4 separate regions of the Homo sapiens genome follow, and regions 1, 2 and 3 are each linked to region 4. A link is a contact called in ENCODE Hi-C or POLR2A ChIA-PET data. All regions are on one chromosome and are shown on one strand. The core of a region is the stretch at or near the end of the contact, and the rest is flanking DNA. Distances in the headings are between cores, read along the strand shown. Region 1 holds the start of SLC30A5 (solute carrier family 30 member 5). Region 2 has its middle 13 kb from the start of LINC02198. Region 3 holds the start of KGD4 (alpha-ketoglutarate dehydrogenase subunit 4). Region 4 holds the start of MCCC2 (methylcrotonyl-CoA carboxylase subunit 2).

Evidence for each region. Hi-C counts contacts between places; a loop is a spot of excess contacts on that map. ChIA-PET counts read pairs that join two places held with the same protein, here RNA polymerase II (POLR2A). Pooled maps may share reads with other maps.
Region 1: a map of CD8-positive, alpha-beta T cell shows a loop between it and region 4 (15-fold over the local background). The contact joins the promoter of SLC30A5 here to the promoter of MCCC2 in region 4. A Hi-C loop is called at or near these places in 3 of 168 maps with a recorded cell type or tissue (CD4-positive, alpha-beta T cell, CD8-positive, alpha-beta T cell and naive thymus-derived CD4-positive, alpha-beta T cell), 2 of 37 single-sample maps with no recorded cell type and 11 of 50 pooled maps. POLR2A ChIA-PET finds 5 or more read pairs at or near these places in 2 of 52 experiments (CD4-positive, alpha-beta T cell and HEK293).
Region 2: a map of CD8-positive, alpha-beta T cell shows a loop between it and region 4 (6-fold over the local background). The contact joins the enhancer-like site here to the promoter of MCCC2 in region 4. A Hi-C loop is called at or near these places in 1 of 168 maps with a recorded cell type or tissue (CD8-positive, alpha-beta T cell), 1 of 37 single-sample maps with no recorded cell type and 5 of 50 pooled maps.
Region 3: a loop to region 4 is called in a map of posterior cingulate gyrus, with 7 times the contacts of the local background. The contact joins the promoter of KGD4 here to the promoter of MCCC2 in region 4. A Hi-C loop is called at or near these places in 1 of 168 maps with a recorded cell type or tissue (posterior cingulate gyrus), 1 of 37 single-sample maps with no recorded cell type and 8 of 50 pooled maps. POLR2A ChIA-PET finds 5 or more read pairs at or near these places in 2 of 52 experiments (B cell and CD8-positive, alpha-beta memory T cell).

The regions. Positions count from the first base shown.
Region 1 is chr5:69,092,160-69,095,462 of GRCh38, reverse strand. It overlaps SLC30A5 (solute carrier family 30 member 5), which reads right to left and starts at 1,449. Exons shown (of 16, transcript NM_022902.5): 1 at 1,125-1,449. The coding sequence starts at 1,207. RefSeq lists silencers at 667-961, 1,007-1,296, 1,627-1,736 and an enhancer at 1,427-1,526.
Region 2 is chr5:69,040,688-69,044,301 of GRCh38, reverse strand. No RefSeq gene overlaps it. Among named protein-coding and RNA genes, the nearest start is that of LINC02198, 13 kb to the right of the region's middle. Within about 2 kb of position 1,286, at least 28 of the 41 ENCODE cell types and tissues checked have a DNase peak (open chromatin) inside an H3K27ac peak, as active enhancers do; they include CD8-positive, alpha-beta T cell, where a contact is called at or near this core.
Region 3 is chr5:69,216,304-69,219,403 of GRCh38, reverse strand. It overlaps KGD4 (alpha-ketoglutarate dehydrogenase subunit 4), which reads right to left and starts at 1,644. Exons shown (of 4, transcript NM_033281.6): 1 at 1,533-1,644. The coding sequence starts at 1,574. RefSeq lists an enhancer at 1,068-1,362.
Region 4 is chr5:71,585,552-71,588,734 of GRCh38, reverse strand. It overlaps MCCC2 (methylcrotonyl-CoA carboxylase subunit 2), which reads right to left and starts at 1,395. Exons shown (of 17, transcript NM_022132.5): 1 at 1,181-1,395. The coding sequence starts at 1,309. RefSeq lists an enhancer at 950-1,736.

The DNA.
Region 1 (3,303 bases), core at 200-2,699, 2.5 Mb after region 4:
TTTGGAAGACCGAGGCAGGCCGATCACGAGGTCGGGAGCTCAAGACCAGCCACACCAACATGGAGAAACCTCGTCTCTACTAAAAATACAAAACATTAGCCAGGCGTGGTGGAGTATGTCTATAATCCCAGCTCCTCGGGAGGCTGAGGCAGGAGAATCTTTTGAACCCGGGAAGCGGAGGTTGTCGTGAGCCGAGATCGCGCCATTGCACTCCAGCCTGGGAACAAGAGCGAAACTCCGTCTCAAAAAAAAAAAAAAAAAAAAAAGTTACGTTATAATGCTATTACTACAGTTCTAAAGAATTTATCACATTTATCACTTTCTTTAAATATCAAAGAAGTATTTATTCCAGAATGGGAAGAACTCGTTAAAAATGGAGGCAAAGAACACCAGTTCCAGCCAAATTGCAGGGCTGTATTTTGTGCATTTTCGACACTATCTCAGAACTTAGGAAGGATACACTAGAAAGTGGTCGCTGCACCTGTTGGTCCCTTACTTTTCGGGTTGGTGGGAGAATTGAAGAGAGGAAGTGGGAATTTTCACTTTTTACTCTATGAATTGCTTTGCTGTTTAGATTTTTTTTTGACAACGAGGACACATTTCTTATTTAAGAACAAAATAAAAAAAGAAAACGGGGCTGGACCCTCGATGTGCTCAGTTAATCTGAACATCCAAGTTCCCCTGAACATCCAAGTTCACGTATGTACTTTGGTTTCGTCGCCTGAAGAGAGCTGATGGTGACACCTTCCCCTAATTTATGCAGGGAAACGTCAGAAAGGTTAAGTAGTCGCCAGACTATTTCAGGGAGAAACAGCCAAGAGAAAGGCTTCTCACAGATCAGAAAAACCTCTCACGTGAACTGGCGGGCAGTTCTAAGACTGACTGTCTGCCTTGTAACCCAGAAATTCAAGCAGAAGCTTTTTGGCTTTAGCGCCTTCCTTCTGCAGCAGGCACCCGAAGAGCCCGGGGAGCCCGGAGGCAGCCTGCGCGCAGGGAGGCAGGCAGGGGGAGAGGGCGCGCCGACCCCGGGACGTCCCGGGCTGTCAGCGGAGACCGGAGGGAGGCCGGAGAAAGTGCATCCTGAGCGACCCGGCCGGTCGCTGCCTTCCGGATCGGTCCCTTACCGAGCGCTGGGTACGTCCACCGGCCCAAGGCCGCCGCCGCCGCCGGGGCCGGCCAGCACGTCCCCGCCGTATTTCTCCTCCATCCCGGGGCTCACGAGCCGCCGCCGCTGCCCCTGTCGCGGGGTCTCCTCATGTCTCGCCGCTGCCGCGGAACAGCGGGTGCAGGCGCGTCACTCCCCCATGGCAGAGACCCCGTCGGGCTCCTGCAGGCCGGGCCGCCACTGCCGCCGTCGCCGGCTCCGGCTCACTAGCACACACGCGTCGGGACTAGGCCGCGATCAGTTCCGGCGGCGCCAGGTTCCCGGGAAGCAGCGGCGGTAGGGACGTTGCCAAGCCACGTCATCAGGCCCAGCAACCCTCACTCCCGGGGGAGTGCCCAGCCTTGCGTCTGCGCAAGCAGAACACTCGCCTTTCCTCGTCCCTTAGGCTCCTCCCGCCACGTTGTGTCGCATTGAAGCTCCGCCTCCTATCAGCCTCTCCGGGTGGCGCTCCCTGTGCACTTACCTGTCCCTACAGTGCCACCTATGGGCCGTCAGAAGTACAGCGGATTCCTGTAGGGCAGAGGGGGAGGGCGTGGAAAATGTACAGCGTGTGTGATTAAACAAAGCTCACCAATCTTTTCCTCTGCGTTAGGGATTCTTTTTTTTTTTGTTTTGAGATGGAGTTTCGCTCCTGTTGCCCAGGCTGGAGTGCAATGGCGCGATCTCGGCTCACGGCAACTTCCACCTCCCAGGTTCAAGCGATTCTCCTGCCTCAGTCTCCCAAGTAGCTGGGATTACAGGCATGTGCCACCACACCTGGCTAATTTTGTATTTTTAGTAGAGACGGGGTTTCTCCATGTTGGTCAGGCTGGTCTCGAACTCCTGACCTCAGGTGATCCACCCACCTCGGCCTCCCAAAGTGCTGCGATTACAGGAGTGAGCCACCGCACTCGGCCTAGAGATTCTTAATCTAGGTTAACATACCCTCTGCCTCTAAGTTTTTGTGAGTATGGATCATTTTTGTGATGAGAAGGCCCGAAGTCTTAAAAGTTCACGTGCCCTTCCCCCAACCAGAGATAACTATTTTTGAAGCTGTAGAGAATCAATTACAAATAGTGGTACGGCCATTTCTTTTGAACAATGCCTTTGATGGACTTTGGAGAGGAGAAACTAGTATTGACCAAAATTTGCCTCCTCAGCAAACTATCCCAGGGCAATTTTCTAGGAGTGACCACGTGCGAAACTTCATGGCCTTCTCTCCTACTCCTAAGGGAACCTAAAGGCAATTTCCAGATTTCTAAAGAAACATTCTTATCCTGGGCAACATGGCAAAACCCTGTCTCTATCAAAAATACAAAAACAATTAGCCAGGCGTGGCATATGCCTGTGGTCCCAGCCACTCAGGAGGGAGAGGCGGAAGGATCGCTTGAACGTGGGAGGTCAAGGTTGCAATAAGGCATGATCATGCTACTGTGCTCCAGCCTGGGCAACAGAGCAAGACCGTCTCTGGAAAAAAAAAAAAAAAGAAAGAAAAAGAAAGGATTCTTCTTTGCCACAGGGAGCCTGGGGTCATCTATCAAATAAAGTAACGGAGGAAGGTGACTGCTTTTGTGGCTTTTTGTGTGGGGCCTGGAGTACTGGTAACCGTTGTTGCTAGAGGCCCTGGAATCCAACTGTGTGAGGACAGAACATAGGAGAAGGAAGAGGATTTTGTTAAGTGTTGCTGCAAACTGTTTTGTCTCCTTTTTGAAAAGGAAAGCGTTGATTTTCTTTAAATTCTGCCTGTGAAACTGTGTAATCCAGGCACATCTGTAAAAACAGGTCAGGTAGTGTTACCTGAAAAGGGGGTCCCCATCCAGACCCCAGGAGAGCTTGGATCTCACGCAAGAAAGAATTCGAGGCAAGTCCATACAGTAAAGTGAAAGCAAGTTTATTAAAAAAGTAAAGGAATAAAAGAATGGCTACTCCATAGGCAGAGGGCACAGTGGCTCATGCCTGTAATCCCAGCAGTTGGGAGGCTGAGGCGGGTGGATCACCTGAGGTCAGGAGTTTGAGACCAGCCTGACCAACATGGCGAAACCCTGTCTCTACTAAAAATACAAAATTAGTCGGGTGGGGTGGTGCATGCCTGTACTCCCAGCTACTCGGGAGGCTGAGGAGGAGAATGGCTTGAACCCGGAGATGGAGGTTGCAGTGAG
Region 2 (3,614 bases), core at 37-2,536, 2.5 Mb after region 4:
GACTCAAGTATTTAAAAAAGGCAGCCTTGGCCGGTGCAATGGCTCACGTCTGTAATCCCAGCACTTTGGGAGGCTGAGGCAGGCATATCACTTGAGGTCAGGAGTTTGAGACCAGCCTGGCCAACATGCAACATGGTGAAACCCCGTCTTTAATAAAAATACAAAAATTGGCTGTGAGTGGTGGCACGTGCCTGTAATCTCAACTACTTGGGAGGCTGAGGGAGGAGAATTGCTTGAACCTGGAAGGCGGAGGTTGCAGTGAGCTGAGATCGCGCCACTGCACTCCAGCCTGGGCAACAAGAGTGAAACCTCCGTTAAAAACAAACAAACAAAAAGGCCAGTCTTGCTTTCTGGGTGGACTAATGGCATTTAGCCAAAATGAAAAAAAAAATCATTAAGTTGAAAAACCCTGCGGGACAGGTTATGCCAAGAGGGTGAATTGGACAGCTTTACAGATGCCTCATGTTAGGAAATTTTCCTGGATTTGAGTCTTCAATGTGGGAGCAGAGTTACCTGAATATATGGAGTTGATGGAGACATTCCTTGATGAGAAGCAGAAATTCCCCAGGGACCTTGTAAATCTGAAGCAGATAAAGGGAAATGAAGAAACCAAGTTTTACAACTTTGATGAGTGGCAAAATTTGTCAATAAGAGCTAGATATTAAGTAATTAGCTTTTAGGAAGCAAAGTGTATTGGACTTGGCTATGATATGAAGGAATTCATTTAATAAATCAAAACGAAAACAAAAACAACAAAAACAAAGAAGCGAAGCATGAATCTCCTAATCAGCAGAAAAGGGAGGACAGCCGGAGACAATCGTATTCCTGATCGATACTGATGTAAACTTGTGCTGGAACAGTAAGTTCTTTGTTTTGTCTTGTTTTTATTTATTATTATTTTTTAAATCAAGGGAGATAACGCTTGTAGAGCCCCACACACTCAGAGCCCTGAGATAAAGGGTACACGCAATGGAGGCAGGGCATCCGGGATGTGAAGGGGGAGTTGTTTCGCGTTTGACTTACTTTGCTGTCCGAGAACGACAAATACATTGAAGTGCCACAACTTGGATAGGAATAAGACGGAAGGACAGAGAAGGATGACAAACTAAATCACACAAAGGCTCATGCGCCACAAGAACTATGAAACCTAGGTGTTCTGAATCTCTGGGTTTAGATTTCCGATTAAAAAAAATCAAACATTCTAGCTGTTACTTGTTATTAGACACTCGGTAGGGCACAGGAGAATCAAGTAAGGGCAGCCATTTGCTGAGTCTCATCTTATACCACAGCGCCACCTATTGGACGCTGATAAAAATACATCCGGAAGTACCTAAAACCTATTGAAGTCCTGTCTACACAATTTTGTAAGTAACTATAAATTCTAGAATCATAGGATTTCAGAGTGATGGGGCTTTAAAAGTCATTGGAGTCAAGTTTGTGTCCAACATTTGAATCACTTTTATAACATATTTGATTAGTGTTTAATTCTGCTCCAACATCTTCAGTGAATGAAAACACACCCTCACTAAGCAGCTCATTCTATTAATATGAATACTTTCACACACTATTACTTTTCACTCAGTGCTTCACCACTCCTTTCTGCAGCACCCGGACAGAACCTAGTGCTAGGTCTTTCCAGGGTTCTTGGGAGTGAATTGGTTTCACTTTCATTGGAATTCTTCTTTGCAGACCCATTGACGGTAGGCTCTGCTAAATCAGTTACTATGCACTTTCTGTGTTTCAAATTATTGCTCATATCTCCTGTCTTCTATTTCTCCTCTCTCATTCTTTTTTTTTTGAGTTTTACTTTTTGTCAAAAATTAATCTATTATCATTTTGATAGGTTTGGGAGGACAGAAGAAATAAAACAAGAAAGAAATAAACCCCACCATGTTTAATTAGGGGCCTAGTCATGTTTTTCTGATTCTGTTCTTTTTTTTTTGAGACGGAGTTTCCACTCTTGTTGCCCAGGCTGGAGTGCAATGGTGCAATCTCGGCTCACCACAACCTCCGCCTCCCGGGTTCAAGCGATTCTCCTGCCTCAGCCTCCCGAGTAGCCGGGATTAAAGGCATGCGCCACCATGCCCGGCTAATTTTTTTTTTTGTATTTTTAGTAGAGACGGGGTTTCTCCATGTTGGTCAGGCGGTCTTGAACTCCCGTCCTCAGGTGATCCGCCCACCTCGGCCTCTCAAAGTGCTGGGATTACAGGTGTGAGCCACCGCGCCTGGACCTGATTCTGTTCTTATGCACGAAAAAAATGTAAGCGTAGGGCTTTACATTTATTTCAGTTAAAATTTTTATTAAGTTTGGCTTATCGTTAGAGCCTTTGGATCTTCACTCTGCCATATTAAATATATTGGCTACCTTTCCCAGCAGTCAGAGAAGTGCATTAGCAAGCCAACTGTACACTCAACTATTTACTCAATGAACAGGACAAGTCTGCAAACAGAATTCCTTTACACTAGAAACTCTGGGCTGACATTGATTCATAATTAGCACCTATCTTTGTGATCATCTGGGCCACATTCTTCTGTCTTGTTCACAAGGTAAAAGTCTCTGTCAAATGCTGAGTTCAAATGGTGAAGCTGCGTATTGACAGCTTCTTCTGATTTGTCAGTCTGGCAGAGTTTGGATAAAAACAGAAGTCCTGTTAATTCATTAGTCATGACTTTCCCTATCTGAATCTTATGCACAATTAAATACTCCCCTTTCTTCTCTCCATGTTCAAGGTGGTGTTAGACAACCTGCCTGAGAATTGCACTATTGATTCCTGCCCCAGTTTCTAGAATTCTTTGTGATAACGAACAGCAGCTCATTTTGTCACCAATCTCTTCTAGGTATAGGCTAGGATGTAGTTTGTTGGGGCCAGGAGGTTTGCACCGATGTAGAGAACCCAGATGCTTTCTTATGATTTTTCCACCAGTTTGGATTTTTAGATCTTTTATCTTAATCCTTGTTGTATTATTTTCTGGCCAGTAATCTTTCTCCTTGGCAGAAATGAAAGATAGAAAATAGGAGATAAAGTGGTATCTGCCTCTATTATCCATCTTTCACTACTCTTGTATAATTCCAGAAAGTGCTCTTTTTAAAAAATTTCTTTTTGAGATGCAGTCTCGCTCTATTGCCCAGGCTGGAGTGCAGTGGCATGATCCTGGCTCACTGCAACCTCCGCCTCTCGAGTTCAAGTGATTCTCCTGCCTCAGCCTCCTAAGTAGCATGAACCGCCATGCTGGGATAGTTTTTGTATTTTTGGTAGAGACGAGGTTTCACCATGTTGGCCAGGCTGATCTCAAACTCCTGACTTCAGGTGATCCATACGCCTCAGCCTTCCAAAGTGCTGGGATTACAGGGGTGAGCCACTGTGCCCAGAAAAGTGCTTTAAGTCACTCTTTACATTTAAAGTTTATCTGCCTTTCTTTTGTGTGGTATAGAATCTGAAGTTATTTGGCTAGGCAAGCTTGCTGGATTTCTTCAATTTGACCTTTTAGATTCATTTTCCACCTTTATCCATAATTTTCTGTTCTGGGAGGCTGTCCTGTGTGGATCACAGCAAAGGCACCTATGCCTTCTGGCTTTCCGCAGGAGATGGGAGGGAGAGAGAAAGGAGCATGGG
Region 3 (3,100 bases), core at 395-2,894, 2.4 Mb after region 4:
ACTCCTGCTGCCAGGCTGGAACCCCTCAGCTCTGGACCCCAGTTCTTTGCTAGTAACTCTTTTTTTTCTGTGAACATTTACGTACAGAGACAGTATGTGCATTCACTTCTCTTGGGCAATAAACCTATGAGTAGAATTGCTGGGTCATACGGTAGATACATGCTTAACTATTAGAGACTGACAGCTTTCCAAAGTGGCTATAACATTTTATATTCCCACCAGCAATATTGAGGGTTTCAGACGCTTCACATTCTCATCACCACTGACGTCTAAATTTTAGTCATTTTGGTGGATGTGTAGGACCTCATGGTTTTAATTTTTATTTTCCTGGCAAGTAATGATATTGAGCACCTTTTAAAATGTTCATTGCTCATTTGGGTATCTTTTGTGCAACACGCCAAGTCTTTTACCCATTTTTAAATTGTTATATATTATTGATACATATGGTTATATATTATGGATAACAGACCTTTGTCAGTCTCTCAGTCCTTACAGAATCTTTAACTAGTTGATGCTCAGTAACTACCTACTGAATAAGTAAGGATCATTCATTGCAATGGGACCAAAGACTGGGATCTAGGATTATCATTCAGACAACAATTTCAGGAATTTAGAAAAAGGTCTTTTAAGAGATGTACTTATATAAAGCGGAATGTACTTCTCATATCAAAGATAAAAGTCAATTATAAAATAATATAGTTTCAGGGTTCAAAGACTATGTAAACCAACCACAAAAGTGGAGGTTGTGTTCCACTTATATAATAATTTTACCTAAGTTAGAACCACAGCTGAAGAAACAAATAAAAAGGCTATCAGGAGTTAGTAGCTGATAGGTGGATTAACAAAGTTACTTTAGCTGTCTATCTAAACCAGGGGAAAATAGGCTTGTGAAACCAACGCTTATACACACACACACACACACACACACACACATTAATATACACACACACATACTAATTAAACTTAAGTTTACTTTTCTATTTCCCTCATCTGGCCTGTAGCCAGACGCTTGGAGAGGTTGGGGAGAACCCGCTCCGGCGAGGACGCAGTACGCGGGGCCAGTTGCCCGACCATTCCCGAGACCTTGAAGGGACAGTGGGTCAGATCCAGGGTTCGCTTCCTTCCACGCCCCGCTACCGCCTTCCTTCCGATTGGCTGATCGGGGGCACCACAGCCAATCCTAGACGGCGATTGGCCAGGCTACCGCCAGGGTCGCCTCACCCGCACACGCCTAAGACTAACAAGGTCCTGGCGGAGGAGCGGGGGATCCCGGCAGTAGGTACAGGACCTACCTGCCAAGATGCTGCACGGTTGCCGCAAGGCTCGAACCCTCGGCGCCGGACCCACCTCACTGCCCGGTCCAACAGGCTCAAAGTCCCATCCTCACACACACCCGCGGGCGCCGTCACTGGCCCTCCGCAGAGGCGCGGTCACCGCTCTGCCTCTGCCACCGCCTTTACTCCCCGACGCCGTCGCCATAGTCAGCACCGTCCCTACCGCCCAAGATGCGGAAACGCGACAAATTGCTTTACCTGAACGACCCTACTAGCAGACGCCATCTTGCTGCCCATCATGACCCCCGAGAAGGGGCAGTTTCCGGGGCGCGAGCGAGCCGCGGCGATCACTGGAGTCCCGGGCAGCTGTGGGCGGTGCTTCCCGGGACGTCACGGAGGCGGAGACCGGACTGGGCTCTCCTCCGCCGTGGGGCTGGCTCCGCCCCCTGTGCCTGACCCCGCCCACCCCTTCTCCCTACTAGGATCCACCCACGTGTGTTCTATTGTTTCGTTTTGGGGACAAAATTTTGTTAAGGTGGGTCTCTGCTCATTAGCCTATAAATTGTCTAGGACCATTTCCTTTCCAGAAAGCCAGTCTATAATTTCGATATAGTTCAAAATTTTATCTGGAACCAAATAAATAATACAACCTTCTTATCTGACAGCTCTTGCAAAGATTAAAAAAATTAAAGAAAAACAAAAAAAAAACCTTGCGGTTTCCTAAAATGAATAATTTCGTTAAAATGGGAGTTAGTGGCAAGCTCACAAGAGTTTACTCTGGCTTAAAAAGGGCCATGTCACACTCTCTTGCTGATTGGCATTGCTTGATTGTAATTTGTTTCTGTTTTCTTTACCGTTTATTACTCCTGATATCGAACTGCTGGGCCTTTGCTTCAAGTTGAGATAACTCAAAAATTCAGAAATATTTGAAATGTAAGCCACTCATATCTTTCCCCCAAAATTACATTACGGGCGGGGCGCTATGGCTCACGCCTGTAATGCCAGCACTTTGGGAGGCTGAGGCGGGCGGATCACTTGAGGTCAGGAGTTCGACACCAGACTGGCCAACATTGTAAAACCCTGTCTCTACTAAAAATACAAAAATTAGCCGGGCGTGGTGGCGGGCGCCTGTAGTCCCAGCTACTCAGGAGGTGAGGCAGGAGAATTGCTTGAACCCAGAAGGCAGAGGTTGCAGTAAGCCGAGAGTGTGCCACTGCACTCCGGCCTGAGCGACAGAGGGAGACTCCGTCTCAAAAAAAAAAAAAGTTACATTACGTTCTGTGATAATGCTTAGGTTATATATAGTATTGTAAGCTTGACCAATGTGTTTGATGATATACATCAGTGATTTCTAAGTCTTGGGATCTTTTTAGAAATATAAATTACTGAACCCAGGTATGGTCTATTGGGATTCAGTGACTACAGAGAGGCCATTAACCCGTTTTGTTTTGTTTTGTTTTTGTGGTTTTTTTTTTTTTTTTTGAGACGGAGTCTCGCTCTGTTGCCCAGCCTGGAGTGCTGTGGCGTGATCTCAGGTCACTGCAACCTTTGCCTCCTGGATTCAAGCAATTCTCCAGCCTCAGCCTCCCCAGTAGCTGGGATTACAGACGCCCGCCACCACGCCTGGCTAATTTTTGTATTTTTGGTAGAGACAGAGTTTCACCATATTGGCCAGACTAATCTCCAACTCCTGGCCTCAAGTGATCCACCCACCTCAGCCTCCCTAAGTGCTGGTATTACAGGCGTGAGCCACTGCGCCTGGCCCCATTTTAATTATTTTCAAATGTGCAGTTCAGTCACATTAAGTACATTCACATTGTTGGGCA
Region 4 (3,183 bases), core at 146-2,645:
CTTCCATCCTGCACCCTGAACTTGGCCAGCTCTTACCCAAGATTCATCTCACCCATTACTTCCTATCGGTAGCTTTCTGTAACCACCTTCTCAAGCTTTAGACAACCCTTCTTACACTGTACCACAGTTACCTGCTTTCTTGTCCATCTTCCCTACAAAATTATTAGTTCCATTCCTACGCATCCATGCCAAATATCTAAAATAGTGCCTAGACCACAATAACCACTTAATAATTCTGAATTAAACATTCTGGACTGACAAACAATTGTGTGTTGTTTGCACTATTTAGATGTTATCTGTATAGGCTTAGAAATCGTGGGAACACAGTGAAATTTTCCAGCTCTGATATTTCGCAAGTTTTGAGTTTTTTGGCCTTATGATGCCTCCTAATTCCAAGAAAAGCCACTCAAAGATACTGTGGGATATTTTCTATTAACATAACCAACTTTTTTTTTTTTTTTTTTTTGAGACAGAGTTCGCTCTTGTTGCCAAGGCTGGAGTGCAATGGCACGATCTCAGCTCACTGCAACCTCCGCCTCCCAAGTTCAAGCGATTCCCCTGCCTCAGCCTCCCAGGTAGCTGGGATTACAGGCGCGCGCCACCATGCCCGGCTAATTTTTGTATTCTTAGTAGAGATGGGGTTTCACCACGTTGGCCAGGCTGTTCTCGAACTCCTGATCTCAGGTAATCCACCCGCCAGGGCCTCCCAAAGCGCTGGGATTACAGGCGTGAGCCACTGGGCTCGGCCATCATAATCAACTTTTAAACTCAAATTTCCTAAGCACAGCGCCCCTCGTTGGGCTGCTCTAGGCCAGTGGTTCCCAAAGCTGGCTGCCAAAAGTCCCCTAATGAGTTCACTAACAATATAAACACAGCGACTCCACCTGAGACCCACAAGGTCCAGAGTAGGGCTCAGGCAGCTATTCAGCTAGCTCCCCAGGTGGCAATTCTAAACCAGGCTTTAAGAACCACTGATTTCAAAGACACAAAGTACAGTGCCAGCTCTAAAAGTGAACTAAACTTTCTTGTATCTGTTAGGCTTTTCTTCTTCAAACTTCACGTGCGTCACAGAATCAACTGGGGCTCCGGACAAGAGAGCAGCAGTTGTTGAAGCGTGCCCCTCCTCCACTTGCTTCCTAGCCTGGCACCGGCGGCCAGGCCACCGGGGCGCTCAGCCTACCTGGTAGAGGGCAGAGCCCAAGTCCGGCTGGGTGCCCAGCGAGGCCACCGAGTCCCCGTGATAGGCGCGCGGCCCGGCGGGAGAGGCGCGGGCACACGGCCGCAGGGCTAACCTCAGGACGGCCCACATGGCGGCGGGCACCGAGCGAGAGAGCGGCCCACGCTGGCCTGGAGCCGGTGCTTTCCCCTGCCGCTTCCCTGGCTGGGGCGGAAGCTGAGCTCAGGTCCTTGCAGCCCCAGAGAAGGTTTCTCTGATTCTCAGGCCTGTCCACACACGTGCCTAAGCGCGCCGCCCGCGATTGGTCAAGCCGCGCCACGCCCCCTGACCCAGCCAATAAGGGACAGAGCCTCAGCCCCGCGAGGTCGCGTCTAGTCCCGAGCGCAGGAGAGCAGGTCTCCCCGGCGGATCGACCCTCACGAAGCGGTGCGGCAGTGAGAGAGCTGCGGTTGGGCTTGGATTGGTGTTGTGTTGACACAGCGATAGATAATATCACGATAGTGACTGTACCTAAGGCAGGAGAATAAGTCTGGAAGCAGGGAACCTAAGGCTGTCTCACGCTGACTTCCTAGAGCTAAACTGAAAGGAAAACCCTAACTTTCCATGCCTAAGTAACAAAAGGACCAAAGGCTACTCCCTTTGCAAACCCCCCCACCTTTTCCGCAGGGCAGATAGGAAATTGGCTGTCCCCGACAAATCAGACTTACTGCTGGTGGAGGCTTGCTTTGCCAAGTTTGAACCTTAACTCCAGCCTCTGAATGGTTGCTGTCCACAACCAATCAGACTGATTGGGGGTCCAGTCTTCGTTTGCATAGAAGTATAACTTTGTAATTTCACCCTAGCCTCTGACTGCTTGCTTCTTGCAACCAATCGGGTTTGAGGTGAGCATAAAATGGCCAATAGGAAACTTCTAGTGGGTATTTGGACCCAAGAAGATTCTATATCCGGGCCCTTGAGCTCTGCTCGGTCCGCTCCCACATTGTGGAGTGCACTTTCGTTTTCGGTAAATCCCTGCTTTCGTTCTTTCGTTGCCTTGTTCTTTCTTTGCTTTGCTGGGCGTTTTGTCCAATTCTTTGTTCACAATGCCAAGAACCTGGACAACTTGCAGTCACAACCCCCAGTGACACACCAACAACATGAGTGAATCGCATCTAACACGTGCTTGCGAACAGCACAACAAGCCTGTTGTCCTTTCACTGGAGACCTTAAACATTCTTCTGATTATTTTCGCTATGTAGTTATTTTTATTTTTTACTTTATTTCATTTTTTGAGACAGGGCCTCACTCTGTCGCCCAGGCTGCAATGCAGTGGCACGATCACAGCTCGCTGAATCCTTGACCTCCCACCTCAGCCTTTCCAGTAGCTGAGACTACAGGTTTGTGCCACCAAGCCCGGCTAATTTTTTATTTTTGTAGGGGTTTCACCATGTTGGCTATGCTGGTCTTGAACTCCTGGACTCAAGCGATCTGCCCGCCACAGCCTCCCAAAGTGCTGGGATTACAGACATGAGCCACCACACCAGGCACTATGTAGTGACAGATTGTGGACATCAGCACTGTGGTCTTAAATAAAGGACTCCAAATATACCCATAAAAATTAAAACATTCTATACAAAATGCCTTGAACTTAAGGTTTTTCATTCACATATTTATTGAGCACTTACTACTTCTACTCCATTGGTTGCTTAGTGGGGCAGAGTAAAGGGGGAGGATGGGGTAGAGAAAGGGTGCGTCTACACCTGGAGGTAAACTTAGGTTCAGACTTCAAGGTACTTATAAGAAAATAATACAAATGGCCACATGATTTCTTACTGAACTGTGTAGGACAGACATTAAAGGAACAGAATGCAATTGGGAAAGGGTTGCAGCTGAGCCTTGCAGAAGCGTTGAGAGTGGACTGAGCAATGAACATGGCCAGGCTTTGTGCAAATGGAGGAGAGCATGAGCTAAACTGCAAAGGTATGATTTACACTGTGCTTGCCTCCCATGGTCAACAGAAAAAAAGG